Linked DNA regions of Homo sapiens: regions 1, 3 and 4 are each linked to region 2. Evidence: chromatin loops called from intact Hi-C (ENCODE). Cell type or tissue: PC-9. All regions are shown on one strand. Region 1 overlaps LOC100506851 (a long non-coding RNA gene). Region 2 overlaps SH3BGRL2 (SH3 domain binding glutamate rich protein like 2). Region 3 has its middle 7.4 kb from the start of LCA5. Region 4 has its middle 34 kb from the start of LCA5.

Region 1 (5,000 bases), 210 kb before region 2:
TTAGTCCATATCTAAGTCTATCAAATACTGATATGTTTTAGGAAATAAAAAATCTATAACATTTAGTATGGAAAATAAGGACCAGTACAAAATGGCAAAACCAAGGAAAAAAAGAAATTCAATAATATCATATATAGTAGAGTGGTTAGTCAAGAAAAGGACATAAAATATGCTTGCTTTTTCCCTGACTTTTACAAGCAGGCCTCATTATTGGGCTTTCAGCCCTGTACCTACACAGAAGCACTCCCCAATGATATAGCTTGGACAGACCTCCCTACATTTTCCTCTTCATAATCCCATCCAATATTATGGCTTCAGCAATTATAGCTAATTTGTAAGTCCCAAAACTACATATTTGAGTCTGACTCTTGAATGAAATTCCAATGCCAATTTTCAGTTACTTCCTCTGTGTTCTCTACTTGGATGCTCATCTATGCATCTCTAAAAAAACTGAAGTCACCATACTCTCCAAAGTTATCCCTTCTCCTTTGGTTTCTAATCTGTTTGTAATAATTCTGTCCTTCTTGCTGGACAGCTTTGCATTTTAATCAATTAATTCATTCACTCATCAAATATCACTGGGCACCTAAAATCTGTCTTGCACCAATGACTATGTGCTGAGGATATGGTGGTGAATTAAAGTTCTTTCCCACATAGAGCCTCATTCTAGGCTACAAATTGTGTTATATAAGTGCAGTGATTTAAAATAAAATAAGAGAGAGAGCGTAAGAGTGTTTGCTTTCCACATTTAATAAGTCTCCAAGGCCTTTCCCTTCACTTTTAATGTCTCTGGTATTTATCCTTATTCCTCAGATCCCACACTATCCAAGTTCTGCTTTCAATGTGCCTCATTTGACAAATGGCAAAAATGTCTTGGTTTAACCCAGTTCATTTGAAAAAATATGTATTGAGCCCTTACCATATGCTGGGCGCTAGAATTGATACCGATCCCAAAATGATTTCTAAAAAATTTGCAATCTAGAAAGAGGGAGGAAACAAGCATCCAACCCACTTAAATACAAAACAAAATTGATAAACTCAGAAATTATACTCAACCAGCCATGGAAATTCACAAGATGGGGAGCTTCTGGAGAGGACTCAGTTAAAATGCTGCTTGAAGAATGGATGGGACCTTTACAATTTGCATTTGGGGAGGCAAAAGCACTCTCGGCAAAAGACTGGATGAGTCAAGAGAGGAATACCGAAAAGCACAAATGTCCGAATAATAGTGGGTGGTGCCATTTGCTGGGAGCTTAGGTTATTGGTAGAGGAAGCCGAGGTTAGGAAGGTAAACTGGGGCCATTCTGTGAAGAGTTTAAAAGGCTGGTTCAAGGAATTTGTATGTAATTCATTAAACTATGGAAACCTATTTTCTTCTCTTTGGAATGTGCATGACCTTTCTGTTAATCTGTTTGTTTATAAAACATGAGATAACTGCTTTCCACTAACCTAGGATATTGGCATACATGTTGGAACAGTACCTTATTATATGAAAGCTAAGTAAACATTGGTAGATGGTGGTATGAATGTATTTATGTCACAAAATTATGTTTCTGAGCTTTGGAGTATTTTAGGTTCCCATTATTTTGAAATTAGATAAAGGCTGCCAGTGAGACAATTTACAAAGTTCTATTCTCTTAACTTTAAATAATGAAGAAAAAAAAGCATTCTCCTTCAGCATTTATCAAAATTCAACAAACTGGCAGAGTCTAAAAAACACAACAAATGTGACCACAAAATTTTAGTAGAGTATCTTCAGATGTTAATGAATGTCTGAATGAAAATACCATAAATATGGTTTCTTCTAAATATATGTAAATAATTACCCATTTCTAGAATGAAACATTAGTTTCCAAAGAAGTAATTTGTCTTTCTAAACAAAAAAGACTGAATTGTTTAATTTAAATTTTGCATCAAGTTACAAAAGGAAATTCCCATTTGAACTGGTTTATTTCAAAAGCAAATAAACCAGTTGAGGTTTTCAAATATAGAATTATATGTATTGTGTTGATGACTTGTCATAACAAACAACATTCTGGTGTAACTTCTTATTCTGTACATGGACAATCTTCAAAGTATGGAATTGGTAACGAGTATAGTACTTTGTACTATATGGAGTAGATTTGAAACCCAATAAGATTTCAAAATTGGCCAATTTTACCAAGAAAACATGAAGAAAGGTTTCCATGGTTTCAGAGAATCAATAGTGCCCTCTAAAGGAAATCTATGTGAGGTACATTCAATATCTAGGTTTAATTCAGCACTTATTCCACGAAAATGCTACTTAATTGTAACTTATAATAATACAGATTAAAAATTACAAAAAGAATGCAGGCCAGCCCTCGTCATAAGTATCGCAAGTAGCTGTCTACACCAATGCTGGACTGGCTGGCAGAGCCACTTCGGTCCTAGTTGCTTTTGCCCCTTGTGAACTGTTGTTACCATCCTTATGGAAAGTTCCTAGAAAGGGAAAAGGGGATAATTTCCAAGTAGAGGATTAGACATCCTAGGATTTGGAGAGATTGGAACCCCAGAACAGATCCAAGTAGGTATCTTGGGAAAACGTGCTACACTGAAGAAAATATCTGCAGAATTAAATGCTGAGAAAGTCAGCTTTTGCCCAGGGCAATCGCTGAAAACCTGTGTAACGGGAAAGATAGACAAATTAGCTGAATTAGAAGAGGGCAGGCAGTGTAGCCTGGCTGAAACCTATGAGCATGAAAAGAAAAAGTGATATGAAACATTTATGGATTTTTATTTGTCCATCTAATTTTGTGGTTTATGGTTTTGCTTCTGTCCATTTTTCAAACACACACAGATCCATTCACAAATAGCTTGATAATGTCACAAGAAATATTGGGCAAAACCATATATTGCTATTGCCAATTAGGAGCAGAGCAAGTCTTGGCGATTACTATCTGCCTTACAGACATTAAAAAGTCAGTGAGTACAGAAGATTATTAACTCCAGATATTAATGGCTGCAGCAGAGTTACTGTCATAATGAGATGGTTGGGAATGAAAACACTTCATTTATTGTTACCAAAACTACACGTATAGAGCACTGTTTACATTTTTAAAACTTTTCCTCCAGAGTTCAGGTCCAGCTTTATCAGATAACAAAGATCACAGAGTAGGTCAGCACTTAGCATGTACACCTGTAGAAAACTTACCCTGAAATATTGGACAACTTACCCTGACATATTACTATACATATATCACTTCACCTGAGCCTCACAATAACTCATGGGGTTGGCAGAGCAGCTACTATAATAGCAGAGCAAGACAAAAAAAATCTTGTGGAGCATGAGTCATATTATGTGGGAAAATTAATTTTCCAATATCTATTTTTCTACTTATTGATTGGAATATTAAAACACTTGAAGATATACTAGGTTAAATGTTAATGGAAATAAAAAAATCTGCTAAGATGATACCGTGGCATCAACCACAGTCAGCAAGCTGTTCCCCAGCTTTTGGGACAATCCAGGTTAAATGGCACATTTCAGCAGAGAAGCTGTGGTAAGTAGAGCAAGGGGACAGCACTGCACCATCTTAATTAGATGTGACACATTAGTCTGAAGTAATCTGAGAATTAAAGCAAATAGAGCCATCTTTAGCAGGTTCCTCAAAATGAGACCAAAGCTACAAGTTGTGTCATCAGAGCAGAAGGACAGCAGGAGCTGCTGGAAGCAGCTGACTGTTATCACCACATCACATCGACTCACAGGCCTCCTAGGGTGTATTTGGAACTTCACAGGCTACAGTTCAAAGGGACTTTAAATGTTCGTTTAGGTTTTCCTTCCAATGGCTCTTAAAAGAGAAATCCCAGAGAGCAAAGATTCCTTTAAATCTCCAGGGCAGGAGGTAACACAAAACCCCTCCTCCTATAATTTATTATTTTTAGCTAAGAGGCTAATTTAAAGGAGGAGCCAAAGACGTGCTTGTAGGGAGTTTATCACCACCATAGCATGGCACAGTGGCTGGCTGGGCAGGAACCATAGGATTCCTTAGGTCTGACTGCCCTGTCTCCAGTGTGTAATGGAAGAGATATGTGCAGCATTCTCTCAGCATTTTCAGAATTCCCTTCTGGAACCAAGGCCCTGCTCAAGAACAGTGGCTCTAGATGAAGTTTGCTGCTCATAGGTGCTTCTGGATGAATAAGCAAGAACGTTTCTAGCCTGGGCAACAGACACAGCCTAGGTACAAGTGAGTGTTGGAGAAGCTGCCTTCAGTACCCTGGTCATCAGCCACAGCCCTGAGTCTGAGGAAGGGGCTGTTGTGTTCCTGCTGATGCCCACAAAAACTGAGGCTTATCACTGCCACAACCCAGCTCCACTTGTCCTGTTAGCTATTTTTATTATACTGTACTATATGGTCATCAGTACTTGGACACAGACAAAAATGGCACGGACAGAATTCCACGTGGTTAGGCAGGGCAAGTTATTAAAATCCCCAATTGGCTGCTAGCAAAACTAACAGAGGAGTTAAATAACTGGACCTGAGGACACTGCTAGCGAACAACCCTGTTTCCACCCTTTAAGCCAATGCTCTTCGCTTTTCGTCACTTACACACTTTACTTTGGGTCATGTGTCAATGAGGCAATCCAATAAAATAACAAACACTCAAGGGAGGAGAGCAGAAGTACTTCCCCTTAGACTCTCCTCTCTAAGGTCTTTCGGGAGATATCTTAAAATGGTCACTGTCTTCGTAAAAATTTTAGGCTGGAAAGGACAGAATTTTGTTGTGATTTTTAGGTTGACGAAAAGGAGTAAATGTACATCTTTTAGTGTCTCCCATGGGATGTTCAGAGTACATACCCACAGAATCTTTTGGGTGTTTATGAAAACTGGCCAGGATAACAGGGTTCTGCTACGTGTCAGGATGGGGGAGGGTGTTGCTGGGAGACAGGTCTTGAAGGGTACTACATTGATAAAGGAAAGTCATCTGTATGAAAACCCTCTGTCAAGGTGACTGCAGTTATTAAACTATGGAGTCAT
Region 2 (5,000 bases):
ACCTCAGGTGATCCCCCCACCTCAGACTCCCAAAGTGCTGGGATTACAGGAGTGACCCACCGCACCCAGCCAGGGGATTTATATTCTAGTGGGGGAGATGGACAAACAAATACATAGTATCTACAGTCTGTCAGATGCCAAGTGCTGTGGTGAAAAATACAGCAGTGGAGGGGAAGTAGAGAGTTCTGGGGTAGGTGGTAAAAGTGTAAAATCAGGTGGTCAAAGGAGGGCTCACTGAGAAAGGGAACTTTGATCCGGAAGTGAAGATCTGTGATCTAGCTCAAAGGTTGACAAGCCTTTTCTATAAAGGGCAGCTAGTCAATATTTTAGGCATTGGGGGATCACACAGTCTCTGTTGTAACTTCTGAACTCTGCCATTGCAGGGAGAAAGCAGACATAGACAATATGTGAGTGAATGGGTGTTGCTGTGTTCCCATACAGCTTTGTTTATGGACACTGGTGTTTATATTTCATATAACTTTTACATGTCATGGAATACCATTATTCTTTTGTTTTTTTCCCCCAACTGTTTAAAAATATAAAGACCATTTTTGGCTGCAGGCCATGTAAAAATGGTCAGTGGGCTGGATTTGGGCCTTGGGCCATATTTTGCCTACTCCCAATCTAATGCAAGGGATTCTGTGTTCCCTTTAATTGCTTTGTATGGTGTGTAGTAGTGTTTGAATGTTAGGGTGAAATGCACTCTTCGTCCTTTTAGATAACCTGCCTGTTTTAGCTCCAACATGTTGGTTGTTGCTCTATGGAGTAAATTAAGAAAATTCCTCTGTTTATCCAGTGACAAATATTCACTCACATATATTAAGTTTATGTCTTACAGCTCTTATTGCCAGGCTCTACTGTGCAGTTATAGCTGTTATTTTCAATCCTTCATCATAATACAGTATTTCTGAAGTCATTTTAAATAGCAATTAAGAATTGCATTTGGGTGCAAGCTGTAGAAAACTGGATGAAGAGTGGCGTAACTTATTAAGGGTTTATTTGTCTAATACAGAAAGGTGTAGAATAGGTTGTGCATGAAGAGACTGGGGTGGCAGCTACAAAATGTCATTAAGGACCCAGGCTACTGTCTTTCTGCTTGAGCATATATTATTTTCACATATTTATGGTGTTTGTTTTCACATTTGTGAAATGGTTTCTGCACCTCCAGGCACCATATCTGCGTTTCTGCAAGTAAGCAGACTAGAGAAGGGCAAAAGCCTGCTTTGTGTTTTCATTCATTTAAGTGAAGCCTTCCCAAGGACTGTCTGCCTCACATCTCATTGGTCAGAACTGTGTCATGTGATTAACAATAGAGGTGTTTGCGTAAACATGATGTTGTAGCTGAGCACATTGCTTTTCTAAGTAAAACCAGCCTTCTGTATTTAGAAAGAGAGGGAGATTGGTTACTGGGTAAATAACTACCATTGTTTTGCTTCCAAGGGTGTTTAAGTAAAAAAAAAACCAGGTGAGTTGAAGGTACCTTCCACCCATGGATCAAATGACATAGATGAGGTCAGGCACGGTGGCTCACGCCTATAATCCCAGCACTTTGCGAGGCCGAGGCAGGCAGATCACCTGAGGTCGGGAGTTCGAGTTCAGCCTGACCAACGTGGAGAAACCCCATCTCTACTGAAAATACAAAAATTAGCCAGGCGTGATGGCACATACTGGAGGCTGAGGCAGGAGAATCACTTGAACCCGGGAGGCGGAGGTTGAGGTGAGCCAAGATCACACCTTTGCATTCCAGCCTGTGCAACAAGAGTGAAACTCTGTCTCAAAACAAAACAAAACAAAAAAATGACATAGGTGAAAGCAGTGACTGTTGGCCCACAATTTACTTCTCTTCCATTTGCTTAGGAAATTCCTTTTGATATTGATTGTAAGATTCATTTCATTTCAGAAGAGTTGAAATGTGGGGAGAATAAAAAAATTCATTGTGTGAAGGAAATGATTGTGTATGTTATGGCTATTTGGACTCTGGAATTAAGCCCAGCACATGAAGTGCTCTTGATGGCTTCCTGTTACCGCATGGGAAGCCTCTCTGTTACCTGGGCCCCGCCCAGTAGGCTGATGTGTTTCTCTAAGTTCCTGCTTCCTGAACTGCCTGCCCCCGCCACCCTAGGGTGGGTGCTGTTAGTTCCAGGCCATGTTCACCTCTGCAGACCTTACAAACAGGCTGTGGTAGTGTGACACATCTTCCTTCCTGATGCTAGTATCATAAACATCCACTTGAAAACTTCCTTCTACGGATTAACTTTCTCCTACCTTGTTATTTGGGTGATTTGCTATTAGTACTAGCTAATTTTCTAAGGTTTTACCTGTTTTGTTTTTTCATGTCTTCTTTTTAATCATCTGCCCTTTCTTATAAGTGAATCATGGGGGCCAGTGACTCAACAAAATGCTTTGAGTTCTGCTTCATGTCACATTGGGAAAACATGATTTGTATAAAACAGGGCATCTCTGTGGTGTGTACTGCCACCCTCCAAGCTGTTCTGTGGAAGCTAGGGTGCCACCTCTCTCTCATTAAAATATGTTTCTTCTTTTTACTCTTTTGAATATTAACACATTTATTATAATCTTCAAAACATTTTAAAATAAAACTCTTGCTCCCACTTTGTTTCCTTACCCAATTCCTGCTCCTCTAGCCCTTGGATAAGCACTTCTGTTCGTTTCTTACATGACCTTCAAGAATTTTTTAAAACAGTATAAACACAAGCAAATATAAATGCGTTCTTATTTTTCTCCATTTTTTTTTAAAGTGGGCTTAGTCTACATATAGTTCTGCTGCTTTTCTTTTTAACCTACTAATATGTCTTGGAGAGCTTTTCATAACAATGTTAACAGTACATACAGAGCTTCTGTTTTTTTTCTTTTTAAGCTGCATACTATTAAAGTGATCTCTTTAAAACACAAACCTGGACATGCCTCCTGGTCATCAGATTGAAAAAATATAGTATATATACGGGTTTGGCACTATCTGTCATTTCAGGTGTCTTCTGGGGGTCTTGGAATGTATCCCCCATGGATAAGGAGAGACTATTGTGTTTTCATTCCATCTCAATTAGTATGTACTCTTAAATTAAGAAGGTAGGCAACATTTTGAAAACTTTGCAGAGATGGATTTGCAGCTCCTCAAGAGCACATCTGACCCCTAGTGACTGAAGAAGGAAAAGTGAAAGATCAGAGGAATGAAAAGGGTTAAGAAACAGAGTTCAAAGTAAGATGATATTCTTTGTTTACTCTCACCTTAGAAGTGGAGAACATTTTTCTCCTGTGAACTGATGAAAGGATGCTTTCATGGTAGTGGCTACAGCTGTGGAATTTCTGAAGAAGGCTGCTGAGGGGAATAAAAATGTTGCTGCTGTCATGAATCAATGAAATGTCAACATCTCAGATAGTCTATACGTGGTTTTCAGATGGTTTTGGGCAAAGGGAGCTTTTATGACCATAGATGTCAACTTCTTGCAAGGGTGAGGGTGGGGTTGGGGTGGGATGGGGAGTGGTTATGGCCCACTGAGAACTAAGGCACTCTGTCATCTCATAGTCCATTCTTTCCAAGCTACCTGAATTGTGCTCCAGAGTTCTGGGGAGTCTAGGTTGAAGAAACGACCGTGTTAGTGGCCGGGTGCAGTGGCTCATACCTGTAATCCCAGCACTTTGGGAGGCCGAGGTGGGTAGATCACTTGAGCCCAGGAGTTTGAGACCAGCCTGGGCAACATAGAGAGACCCCATCTCAAAATAGCAATAACAACATCAAAGAAACGACTGTGTTGGGGCTGGCTCAGTCTTCCACTGGATATCTAGTGAGTGGACAGTGCATGACACCTACATAAATCACCTCTTTTTTTGTATCAATGACATAAATCTAGTTCAGTTTGGAAGTATATACATACTGTTTCAGATAAGCGTATCTACTTATTTGTTTGTCTTCTCTCTTTAGATAAAGAAGAAGCAGCAAGATGTGGTTAGATTTCTGGAAGCCAACAAGATAGAGTTTGAGGAGGTGGATATCACAATGTCAGAAGAACAGAGGCAATGGATGTACAAAAACGTCCCCCCGGAAAAGAAACCCACTCAGGGCAACCCCCTGCCACCTCAGATATTTAATGGCGACCGATACTGTGGAGTAAGTGGCTAGACTGTTATCATGCTGTTTCTTTTTATTGTTCAGAACACATGCCACCTAGAGTGCAGGTGGGTTTTTCCAGTGAAGACTGTGACTTCTTCACCCAATGCCCATTCAGATCCACATGTCTAACAGAGGGTGAAGTTGAGAAGGGATGTGAGTCCAAGGTCATGGACTGTGTATGTATGTGCGAGGGTTGTGTGGTATGTGAATGTAAGTGCACGTGTGTCTGTCAATCTGAGCTCTGTCTTTGCTTTGGAAACAGAAGTAGGAAGGGAAGCTCTGTGTATGTGTGTATGTATGTATGTATGTGTGTATTATGTTCTAAATTTTGAAGCATTAAAAATAATCATTTTAATTATTAAATTATTAATCAAATTATTTTTTGATTAATACATTTTAGGGGGCAGAGTAGTAGAGGGGGATAATTATCTTTGAATATCCCTTTATGGTATAAATAACTGCTAATAGCTAATCGTAAACCAGAGTTCCATTTCTTATGATAATGAGCCAGAGGGATCATTAAGAATATCAGTGCACCTCATATATGAACATATATCAGGTGCTTTCCTGCTGCATGTAGCATACGAGAAGATGAAAAAGTCACTTTCATCTATTTACCTACTTGCGTACTCCTTAGGTTAAGAAAAATAATTGAGAAACTTCTTTCTAATGAGTAAGTTAGGATTTGCCTTTTGCCATATCTCTAAGTATCTAAGTCAGTGTTTATTTTTGGACCTGTACTATAGTTATTTAAGGACGGTCTAAAGAAGAAGGAGCCACAGAGCTGAGGTGCTTGAGATTAAATAAATAGCTAGGCTGTAATTAGCGTGGAGGAAAGGAATAACAGCCTTTGGTGGCTTCAAAGAAAACA
Region 3 (5,000 bases), 130 kb before region 2:
GCGATCTCAGCTCACTGCAATGCAACCTCTGCCTCCTGGGTTCAAGCAATTCTGCCTCAGCCTCCTAGATAGTTGGGATTACAGGCATGCACCACCACACCCAGCTAATTTTGTATTATTAGTAAATATAGGGTTTCACCAGGTTGATCAGGCTGGTCTCAAACTCTTGACCTCAGGTGATCCACCCGCCTTGGCCTCCCAAAGTGCTGGGATTACAGGCGTGAGCCACCACACCTGGCCTCTATATTCTACTTTAAGGTTCAGGAGCTAGGACTCAACAAACTGCATTTCCCAGACACCCTTGCTAGTTGGCTTATCGGTAGGTTCTGCCAAAATGGGGCATTTAGGGAGAGGTTGGAAGGTGGGAGTTAGGGAGAAGTTCCTTCTCAATGTCTCTGTTCCTGTCAGGCAACAATTGGCTCTAGTCTAATGTGTCTTTTCCTCACTGAATATAAATGAGTAGACTGAATGAATGTGCTTGTTATTTTGTTTGCAACCTACACTATTACTTTATCTCCTCCCTCTCCTCCCACCCCGCAAAACCATATAAACAACAGCAAAAGAAAAAAATCCTCCACAAAACTTCTTACCATCTTACAGAGAACAGCTAACAGTTGGTGACCACACAAGAATTAAAATGTGTTGAAGTATGGTCTTATATTTGCCTGGCACTCTACAGAGTACTTTCATGAAGATGACCTCATGATCTTAAACAACTCTGAGAAATGGAATATAGATGAGGAAACTGACCCTGAGGATAAATCAGATTTGTCTAATAGAAATAGAATGTGAACCACCCACTTAATTTTAGATTTTCTAGTAGTCATGTTAAAATAAGTTTTTAAAAAGTAAAATTAGTTTTATTTAATATTTAATATCCAAATTATTTCAACTTGCAATCAATATTTTAAAGTTATCGATGAGATATTTCACCTTTTTTTGTACTAACATTTTGACACCTAGTATATATTTTGCAGTTACAACACATTTCATTTCAGGCCAGCTACATTTCAAGTACTCAGTAGTCACATGCAGGTTGTAGCTAACCTATTGGACAACACAGGATTAGATTATTTACCCAGAGGTATATAATAGAAAGTAATGGTCCCAGGTAGCCAGCTTCCAAAAAGGAAAATATTGCTGGTCTGGAAACCCAGAGACCTTAATTCCATACATGGCTCTGCCTCTTACTAGTTGTGAAATACAGGATAAGGCATTCTTTTTTAAAGCTTGGTTTCTGGATTTGTTAAATGGCATCAATCAGTTGTCTTTAATCCCCCACCCACTTCCTGCAGCAGAACCCTTTCTCAAGTAAAATCTTATATGGAAACCCCATATTAAAAACAGAAGCATATTTAAAACATAGGAACTGTCTCTCTGTTGAAGGAGAGGAGCCTCCAACAAACACTTCGAGTACTCTACAGACATCAGTATATTGGTGTTTGATTCACATTTTTAGTTTCATAGAATCATCAGTTATTTATAAATATAAGAGGGCCTTTAAGATCAATTATTCAAGTTGTCTTCTTATGTTATTTTTTCCTTACTAAGGCACTCTTCTTTTCTAACAGAACCTTTTAAAGAAATATAAAACAAGATATGGTAGTTAAAATCAGAATTGCCCTGCACAGTTGAAGTGGTTATGAGGAATTAGAACCCTAACAACTCAGCATCTCTCAAATACCATCTTCCATAAGTGGCCCCCAAGAATCCTCTTTCAAACTACCCTGCAGGGGATAGAATACAGTCATGGGTTCTCAGTTCCTGTTTCTGGTTGGGCCAATAAAGCCCCTTCCTCATCCCTCTTTTCTGTCTAACACTAGAGACAGAAATTAAAAACCATGGCTTTTCAGGCTGCTAAAAGCCTAAAACAAAACAGAACAACAACAACAACAAAATCAAGCGGGTTGGACAGGCTTACATCTAGAGCAAGCCAATGGAGTTTTAACAACCAAAGATTAAGCTCAGCTCCAACCCTTCATCAGATAAGGAAACTGAGTCCCAGTGAGGTGCTTAAAAAATCCCACCCCAAGCTGGTGTCAGAGCTGGAATAGAGCCTAATCACTGCTGTGCTGGAGCCAGCTGGTACTAGCTTGCAAAAGCCAATTGTTACATTTTCAGAAATTTTGCAAGCCAATTGATGTCACCCTGGTAGCTCAAAATCAACCACGGTGAAAATATTTACACCACAGAAACCAGCAAATGCTACAAATCATAGCTTCCCCAGAGCCACTGGTTAAACCTTTACCAGCACACCTCCAAATCCAGCATTCCTGTCTGGATCTTTATGTTCTACCCAGCAACCGAGAATAGATGTGCTGCATTTTGATAAGAAACAAAAATTTTAGTTAGTAAAAATCAAAAATAAACCAAAATAGAAATTGTGTCTCTTCATGAGTAACAACACCTAAAATAGCAATTTTTCTCAATATTTACCATTTCCTGTTGTGTAGCAGATACTGGTTCCTTTGATTCTTTAAGTTGTTATTTGGAGTATTCAGCTACTTTAGGGATGATTTTTAACATTACATGAGCCAGGCAAGTAAATGTCTAAAACATTACTTTTAAATGTTTAAACTTTTAAATGTTTTTAATTATTTAAAATTAAAGCCCAAGTATAAAATAAGGAGAAAACAGAAGAAGCTACAGAAACTACTGCTTGAGTAGCAACTGATCTGATGCAGTGTCTCGGTCTCCCTCTAGTTCTATTTCTGGCTAGGAAGGGTATTGAAAGGTCAATGTAAACAAATGCTGAAGTCGTCAAGCTTCTCAGCTGGCCTCATGTCTCCCTGTATTTAATCTTCCCAACTGAACTTCTGACTCATCATCTTAACAATGACCTGTTTCCCTTTGAGAGTTCCTCCCCTTCTCTGGCCGCTTTTCTTTTCGTCCTTTGTGGCGCTGATGCAGCTCCCCTGCAGGCCTGTTTGGGCATGCTTGTGATGTCAGATGCCCGTACTTCAGCTGTCCTTTTGTATCCATGGTGACGGATGAAAAATAAGCTGCTTTTCAGTGATTTGAACTTTAATCCAGTCAAATGATGCATGCTTTATTACTCAGGTGACTTTTCCCAGTACTTTCAGATCACTGAAATCTTGAATTATTAAAGAGGAATTAACATATTTATGTTTTTATCCTTTCTTTAACCATTATTATACCTTGGTAAATTCAAATAATCTGATCTTAGCACCTGAAAATTTTGTCTTCATAATTATAGGAAAATCGTTTCAGAAATGAGATTCCAACAGAAAAGAAACTAAAAGATGTCGTTTACAATTCCCTCTCACTACATGTATATAAGTAACTATTAGGCTAAGTAAAGCATGGAGGACCTGCATAATACTAGGGAAAACGATGAAAACTGTAAAACATTGACAAAGTTGTGTCATCCAAAACGCTGGCCACTTAATACTAGTGGTACTTGAAATTATTAAATAACATTGACTTCAAATCTTTCTGTATTCAGGAAAGAGAAAAGCTAAGCCTGATGGTAGTCTTAGCACCTTGCTAACGTGCTGTCATTGTTTTTTTAAACAACAACAACAAAGGGCAGACTTTTTGCATACAACCTTGGTAAGCAATAGCTTCTAGTTAAAATGTTTCCATTTTCTCAATTTTCATATAAACTTCTGTTTATGAATAACACTGACTTTCCAGGGATGTAAAATTTCCTTACATTTAAAAAAAAATACATAATCAATAGTACAAGTGAAACAAGTGGAGTTGAAATCATGATATCTGGACCAAGCAACAGGGAAGGAAGAACAGGGTAGCAATTTCACGTGTCTTGGTCTAATCCCTAACACCAAAATTATTGGGACTAGAAGCCAGGTAGACCCTAACATTATGACACTATGATGTTACCCAAGATATTGAGGAAAATCATAATATTTGGATGAATTAACAACTTTTTTTTCCAGATAATACAAATAGGGGGGTAAAAATGATTAAGCTTGAAAGTTTCTTCAGTCTTGTTTCTCCCACTTCCTGCTTAGTGGGGTTTTTCCTGCTGCCTCAGAATCGTGGCTACTGCCCAAAGCTGAGAACATTCTCTAAAGAGCCATAAATAATTAGGAGTCAAAACCTCCCACCAGGGCTTATTAAAAAGTGCATAACCAACCTTACTGCCAGCAACCATCACCCTAGGAAACTCCTCTCTTCACTTTTACTTCACCGTAAGAGAGGTCTGTGTATGGAAAGAAGGGAAGAAACCATATTTGGCTTCTTGGAGAGGGTTTTCGTTCTCCCAAGGAGAGAGTGGATGGGGCTAAGAGTAGGAAGTACAAGAAAATAATTCATAGAAATTCATAGGGTGCTTTGAAGAAGAGGAGATTGGCATCTCCCTTCCTGAGGCCTGCTAAGTAGCAACTCTTTTTTTTTTTTTTCTCGAGATGAAGTCTTCTTCTGTCACCAGGCTGGAGTGCAATTATCTCAGCTCACTGTAACCTCCGCCTGGGTTCACTGCCTCAGCCTCCCAAGTAGCTGGGATTACAGATGCGCGCCACCATGCCCGGCTAATTTTTTTGTATTTTTAGTAGAGACGGGGTTTCACCATGTTGGCCAGGCTGGTCTCGAACTCCTGACCTCATGATCCGCCTGCCTCAGCCTCCCAAAGTGCTGGGACCACAGGCGTGAGCCACTGGGCCTGGCCTAAGTTGAAACTCTTTTGTAACTTTGTGTTGCCATTGGAATAAAGCATTTGAGACAGTTCTTGGGAGAGTTTCCCGTTGTTCATGAGGCATCCGTAGAGACTATTCTCTGTTTCTAGTCTAGAAATTTCTGAAGATGGGAGTAGGAAAACCACTGTCACTAAGGCTTAAAGACATAGTATGCCTGAGAAGAGGATAAGAACCAGACTGTCCACAGTCTGGTTCTCTATGACCTTAAAGGACATGGCAAGGACCACTGAGGTTTTGTGGTTCCATGAGTTAGAGGAGAAGCAGAGGAGCATGATCCACCCCAAGGAGCTGCTGGGTAGTAAAGAGCACAACCCAGAGATG
Region 4 (5,000 bases), 100 kb before region 2:
AACTGTAGAATATTGGAAGAGATTTATTCTAAGCCAAATATGAGTAAGCATGGCCTGTGACACAGCCCAAGAGATTCTGAGAACATGTGCCCAAGGTGGTCCAGCTACAGCTTGGTTTTATGCATTTTAGGGAGAATTAAGACATCAATCAATACATGTACGATGTACATTGTAAGATGTACGATATACATTGGTTCTGTCCAGAAAGGTGGGACAAATTGAAGCTTGGGGTGGATAGTTCAAGGTCATAAGTCAATTCAAAGAATTTCTGATTGGCAATTGGTTGAAAGAGTTATTACCTAAAGACCTGGAATGAATAGAAGGGAGTGTCTGGGTTAAGATATGCAGTTGTGGAGAACAAGGTTCTTATTCTTATCCAGGTAGCAGGCTTCAGAGAGAATAGATTGTAAATGTTTCTTATCAGACTTAAAAAGGTGCCAGACTCTTAGTTAATTCTCTCCTGGGTCAGGAAAAAGACCTGGTAAGGGAAAGAGATTCTCCCAAGAGACAGCTTTGCAAGGGCATTTCAAAGAAATATATTTTGGGGTAAAATACTTTGATTTCTTTCAGGGCCTGCTATCGGTTATGTTAAGAGTCTGTTTTGTTAGTCTTAAGGTCTCTGTGTTAATGTTAATGCTGGTCAATTGTGCCTGAATTCCAAAGGCGGAAGGGTAAAATGAGGCATGTCCAACGTTCCCATCCTGTCTTGGCCTGAACTTTTTCAGGCCAACAACTTTTTTCAGGTTAACTTTGGAATGCCCTTGGGTCAGGGGGGTGCTTAGAATTTTATTTTTGGTTTACATATGTATTAAGCTAAATAACCTTCTTCTGGTTTGTATCCTAATTCTAAAGTGGGTTTCTTTGCCTAACTTGTCCGAATGCATACCTACAGTAGTCTCTTTAATCACAGTGTCTGCTTGGTTCCAATTACTGTCTGTAAAGGGAATTCTGTCTTTATACCTGTATCTTCCTTTGTAGAGAATTTACACCCAAACTGTATAGAGTAAGACTGTCAATGGGAACACGCAGAAAGGATAGTTTTGCTGAAATTGAGGGCTGAGATTACGGATAAATTGAGAGATTTCTACTTTGCTTTGTGCTGAGTAGCAATGGTTTTCATGTCTACAATTTTTAAATAACATTAAAAATAATCCATTTCCCCTTCCTTTTTCACAACTCTCCCCACACTAAATATCTTTAAGAACATATGGTAGTTACAAGGAAAAGCCAAGTGAATATCTGAAACATTAATGTGCCATGCTGCTATCATTACAAGAATAAAGAAAACTGGGAATCCAGAAATCTCCTAACACAACAACTGTTGCCTGCCAATTCTTATATCAAATAAAAATCATCATCTAGGGCAAGGATGGTTGCACGGTGACTAAGCAGGCAGATGGCAGGTGTGAGGCAAAACACTCTGGAGTGCTAGCTCAAATCATTTTGCATTACTCACTGCTGGAAAGATAGGGAATCAAAAAACAAATTGCACATTGGACTAGGAGTAAAATACTGAAAACTCAACTCACAGAAATATAAAAGGTAAAGAAGACAACCACAATTGTAAATGTCATGTTGTAACTTCTAAAGCAAATTCTTTAGGTCTGCCCTGTGATCTTTCTCTGCCTCCATCTGATTTAAGCCTCCTCTATCTGTCCTTGTGATTCACAAGAAGGTAATTGTTTCTCCACTTTACCAACCCTGCCAGAACTGGGACCACCTGTTTCAAAAGTAACCTGGCTGCATTCCTGAAGGCAATGTTCCAAGGCTAGAGATAAGATGTTAACCACCTCCTTGCCTGGCAAGAACCCATGGTGGTTCACTGCCTTAGCAGTGGGTCAGTTCCTGGGAGTGAGCAAATCTAATTTTCATATATTAGATTCAGGGAAAAAAACAAAAACTCAAGCACTCTGTTTTATTTGCATAACTGCTTTACATATTGCTATCATAAAGGAGATTAGCTTTAACGAATATGAATGTAATTATAGAAAAGGGCCCTAGGTGGAGCCTCAGTACTGGTGGCAACAAATGGAAGAACAAATTGAAAATACATCGAAGCCCTCCAAAAATTACATAATTGCATTTTATAGAACTAACCTGTTTGTTGTTATTGTTGTTTCTCCAGCATAGGAAACAGCTGGATATAAAAAAGATGCTTTGTTAGTTAAGAATAAACCTTAAAAGAGCTTTGTTCTGTAATCAAGAATGAAAGCGCATTAATGCTGGTATTCTGTCTCTGATGGAGTTTCTACAAGGCAGTGTGTATGGTAGAGAACTGTCCCTAACCTTAGCACATTCTCCTGAATGAACGTCTCTCCTTTCTCCTTATAAGGACATTGCCACTTGTTTATCTATTTACACATAGTAAAACCATCTTACATTGTAAAAGAAATAATCAGGATTATTTTTAAGATGACTTGCTTTTATTAGATTATAAACACAGAACCTGTAAGAAGTCAAAATCACTTTTTTCTGGTTTTGTTTTGTTCTGCTTTGCTTTGTTTGTCACCACTGACAAATAACCTAGACAGACTTACTAGGTTTTTTTCCCAGCTTTATTGAGGTATAATTGGCAAATAGAAATTGTATATATTCAAGGTGTACAACATGATGATTGGATATACATGCACACTGTAAAATGATTACCACAGCCAAATTAATTAACATATCCATCACCCAACCTAAGAAATTAAACACTGCAAAAACTTAAAATCTATTGGTAACACCCTTTGATCACAGCCAAGTCCCTTTACCTTCATGGCATAGTTAATTTGGTGTTTATGATTTAAGTATATGTATAAAATTGTACTATATACATATATATCATTAAATAAAACATAATGTATCAATACTTCTAAACTTATATACTTGGTTACATACTATATGTGTGTTCTGCAATTTCTTATTTTCTCAGCATTATGTTTGTGAGGTTTACCCATAATGATCTAAGAAGCTCTATTCATTTTTTAAAAAATAAACTCTTTTTTTGGAATAATTTTAGACTTTCAGAAAAGTTGCAGAATACAGAGAATTTCCATACACCATTCCCCCAACCTCTTCTAATTTTAATATCCTACACAACAATGGTACATTTGTCCATACTAAGAAATTCACATTGGTATGTTTTAATTACCTAAACCACAAACTTTATTTGGATATCACCAGTTTTTCCACTAGTGTCCTTTTTCTGTTCCAGAGTTCAATCCAGAATACCACATTGCATTTAGTATTAACTCATTTTTTCTGCTGTATGATTACACTACAATTTATTTCCTCATTATGTTGATAGATGTTTAGATTTCATTAATGTACCTGATGATATCGTTGTATACACATATGATATCTTCGTGCACGTAATATGTAAAGCATGCTCTTCAAAGTAGTAATATCAATTTATTTACAGTCTCACAAATATATTAAATTTCCCACTGCTCCAAATTCTTTCCAACTCTTGGTATCATGAGATTACATTTCTACCAATTTTATGGGTATAAAATGGCATCTATTTTTATTTTATTTTATTTTATTTTATTTATTTATTTATTTTGAGACATAGTCTCACTCTGTCGCCCAGGCTGGAGTGCAGTGGCGTGATCTCAGCTCACTGCAAGCTCTGCTTGCCGGGTTCACGCCATTCTCCTGCCTCAGGCTCCCGAGGAGCTGGGAGTACAGGCGCCCGCCACCACGCCCGGCTAATTTTTTGTATTTTCAGCAGAGATGGGGTTTCACTGTGTTAGCCAGGATGGTCTCGATCTCCTGACCTCGTGATCCGCCCGCCTTGGCCTCCAAAAGTGCTGGGATTACAGGCGTGAGCCACTGCGCCTGGCCTATTTTTATTTACAATTATTCTATTACTAGTGAGATTGAGCATTTTCATGTGTGTTCATGTTAATTGCTATTTGATTTTTTGGTAGGGATTTGTAGACATTTTATATATATGTACACATACTCTATGCTAAATATTTGTTGCCAATATGCATTGCAAATGTCTTCTCTAGTTAGTGGTTTGTCTTCTCTCACTTTTTAAAATGGTGTCTTTAGATGCACAGACATTTTAAATGTTAATGTGGTCTAATTGATTCATAATCTTTTCCTTAAAGGTTTCATTTTCTATTTATTGATATCAAAATCTTTCCCAACTCTGAAAGCACAAAAATATTCTTCTATACTTTATTCCAAAAGTTTGAAGATTTTACTTTGTATATGTTGGTCTTTACTTGAGGCAGATTTTGTACATCATGTGAGGTAGAAATCCAATTTTATTTTTCCCTCTGTATAGATACCCATCATCTCAGCAGTATTTATTAAATGGTTTATCTTTCCCTACTGATCTGCAATGCCACTGATGTTAAATCTCAAGTTTCCATACGGGCCTGGATCTGTTTCTGGATTCTTTGTTCCTTCCACTGTTCTCTTTTCCCTATTCTTTTGCTAATACCACACTATTGTAATTATAATATTTTTATTATTAAGTCTTAATATCAGGATGAGGTCCCACTTTGTAGTTTTTCTTCAAGAGTGACCTGGTTATTTTTGCCCTATGTTCTCTCATTTCTTTGGAAGGATTCTAATGACTCCTTCTTTGTTAAAGTCCACAAAACAAAACAAAAACTTGGTGGAATCTGGAATTGTGATGAATTTGAAGGAAAATTGATATCTTTATGTTCCGAGTATTTGTATCCACATACATGATATATTAGTAGGTCTCTTTTAAAGTATCAATAAAGGCTTATAAATTTTTCTTAAAGTCTGCACAACTATTGGTAAATTTTTGATACCTTATTTTTGTTTTTAAATGTTACTTTAAAAATTATATTGTATAACTATTGCTGATGTAGAGGAATGCAATTGATTTTCATACATTTAAACTTGCTGAATGTATTACTATGTTTAACAATTTGTCATTAGTTTCTTTTGGGTTTTCTCTGTGGAAATTAATTTTTTGCAAATAACACAGTTTCAATTCTTCATTTGCACCCTTTGTATGTTTTATTTGTGTA

The links. Peaks named below come from ENCODE experiments on the same cell type or tissue, not always from the same donor. Only the 100,000 strongest peaks of a DNase experiment are listed, where the experiment ranks them.
Region 1: a loop joins it to region 2, with 8 times the contacts of the local background. A loop is called at or near these places in 6 of 110 quality-filtered maps.
Region 3: it touches region 2 in a loop (12-fold over the local background); 4 of 110 quality-filtered maps call a loop at or near these places.
Region 4: it touches region 2 in a loop (7-fold over the local background); 41 of 110 quality-filtered maps call a loop at or near these places.

Annotation. Positions count from the first base shown.
Region 1 is chr6:79,464,216-79,469,215 of GRCh38, forward strand. The region is part of intron 5 of LOC100506851 (a long non-coding RNA gene); the gene reads left to right. Among named protein-coding and RNA genes, the nearest start is that of LCA5, 71 kb to the right of the region's middle. In PC-9, a CTCF peak has its summit at 2,210 (motif pointing left); no DNase peak of the experiment used is centred here; H3K27ac peaks cover 281 bases.
Region 2 is chr6:79,669,674-79,674,673 of GRCh38, forward strand. SH3BGRL2 (SH3 domain binding glutamate rich protein like 2) reads left to right here. Exons shown (of 4, transcript NM_031469.4): 2 at 3,941-4,126. Among named protein-coding and RNA genes, the nearest start is that of SH3BGRL2, 41 kb to the left of the region's middle. In PC-9, a CTCF peak has its summit at 3,117; DNase peaks (open chromatin) are centred at 2,108 and 3,218; H3K4me3 peaks cover 456 bases; H3K27ac peaks cover 2,420 bases.
Region 3 is chr6:79,542,329-79,547,328 of GRCh38, forward strand. It overlaps a transcript of SH3BGRL2 not described here. Among named protein-coding and RNA genes, the nearest start is that of LCA5, 7.4 kb to the left of the region's middle. RefSeq lists enhancers at 2,310-3,072, 2,766-3,045. In PC-9, a CTCF peak has its summit at 2,943; a DNase peak (open chromatin) is centred at 2,863; H3K27ac peaks cover 1,675 bases.
Region 4 is chr6:79,568,937-79,573,936 of GRCh38, forward strand. It overlaps a transcript of SH3BGRL2 not described here. Among named protein-coding and RNA genes, the nearest start is that of LCA5, 34 kb to the left of the region's middle. In PC-9, a CTCF peak has its summit at 1,993; DNase peaks (open chromatin) are centred at 1,465 and 1,725; H3K4me3 peaks cover 1,749 bases; H3K27ac peaks cover 2,646 bases.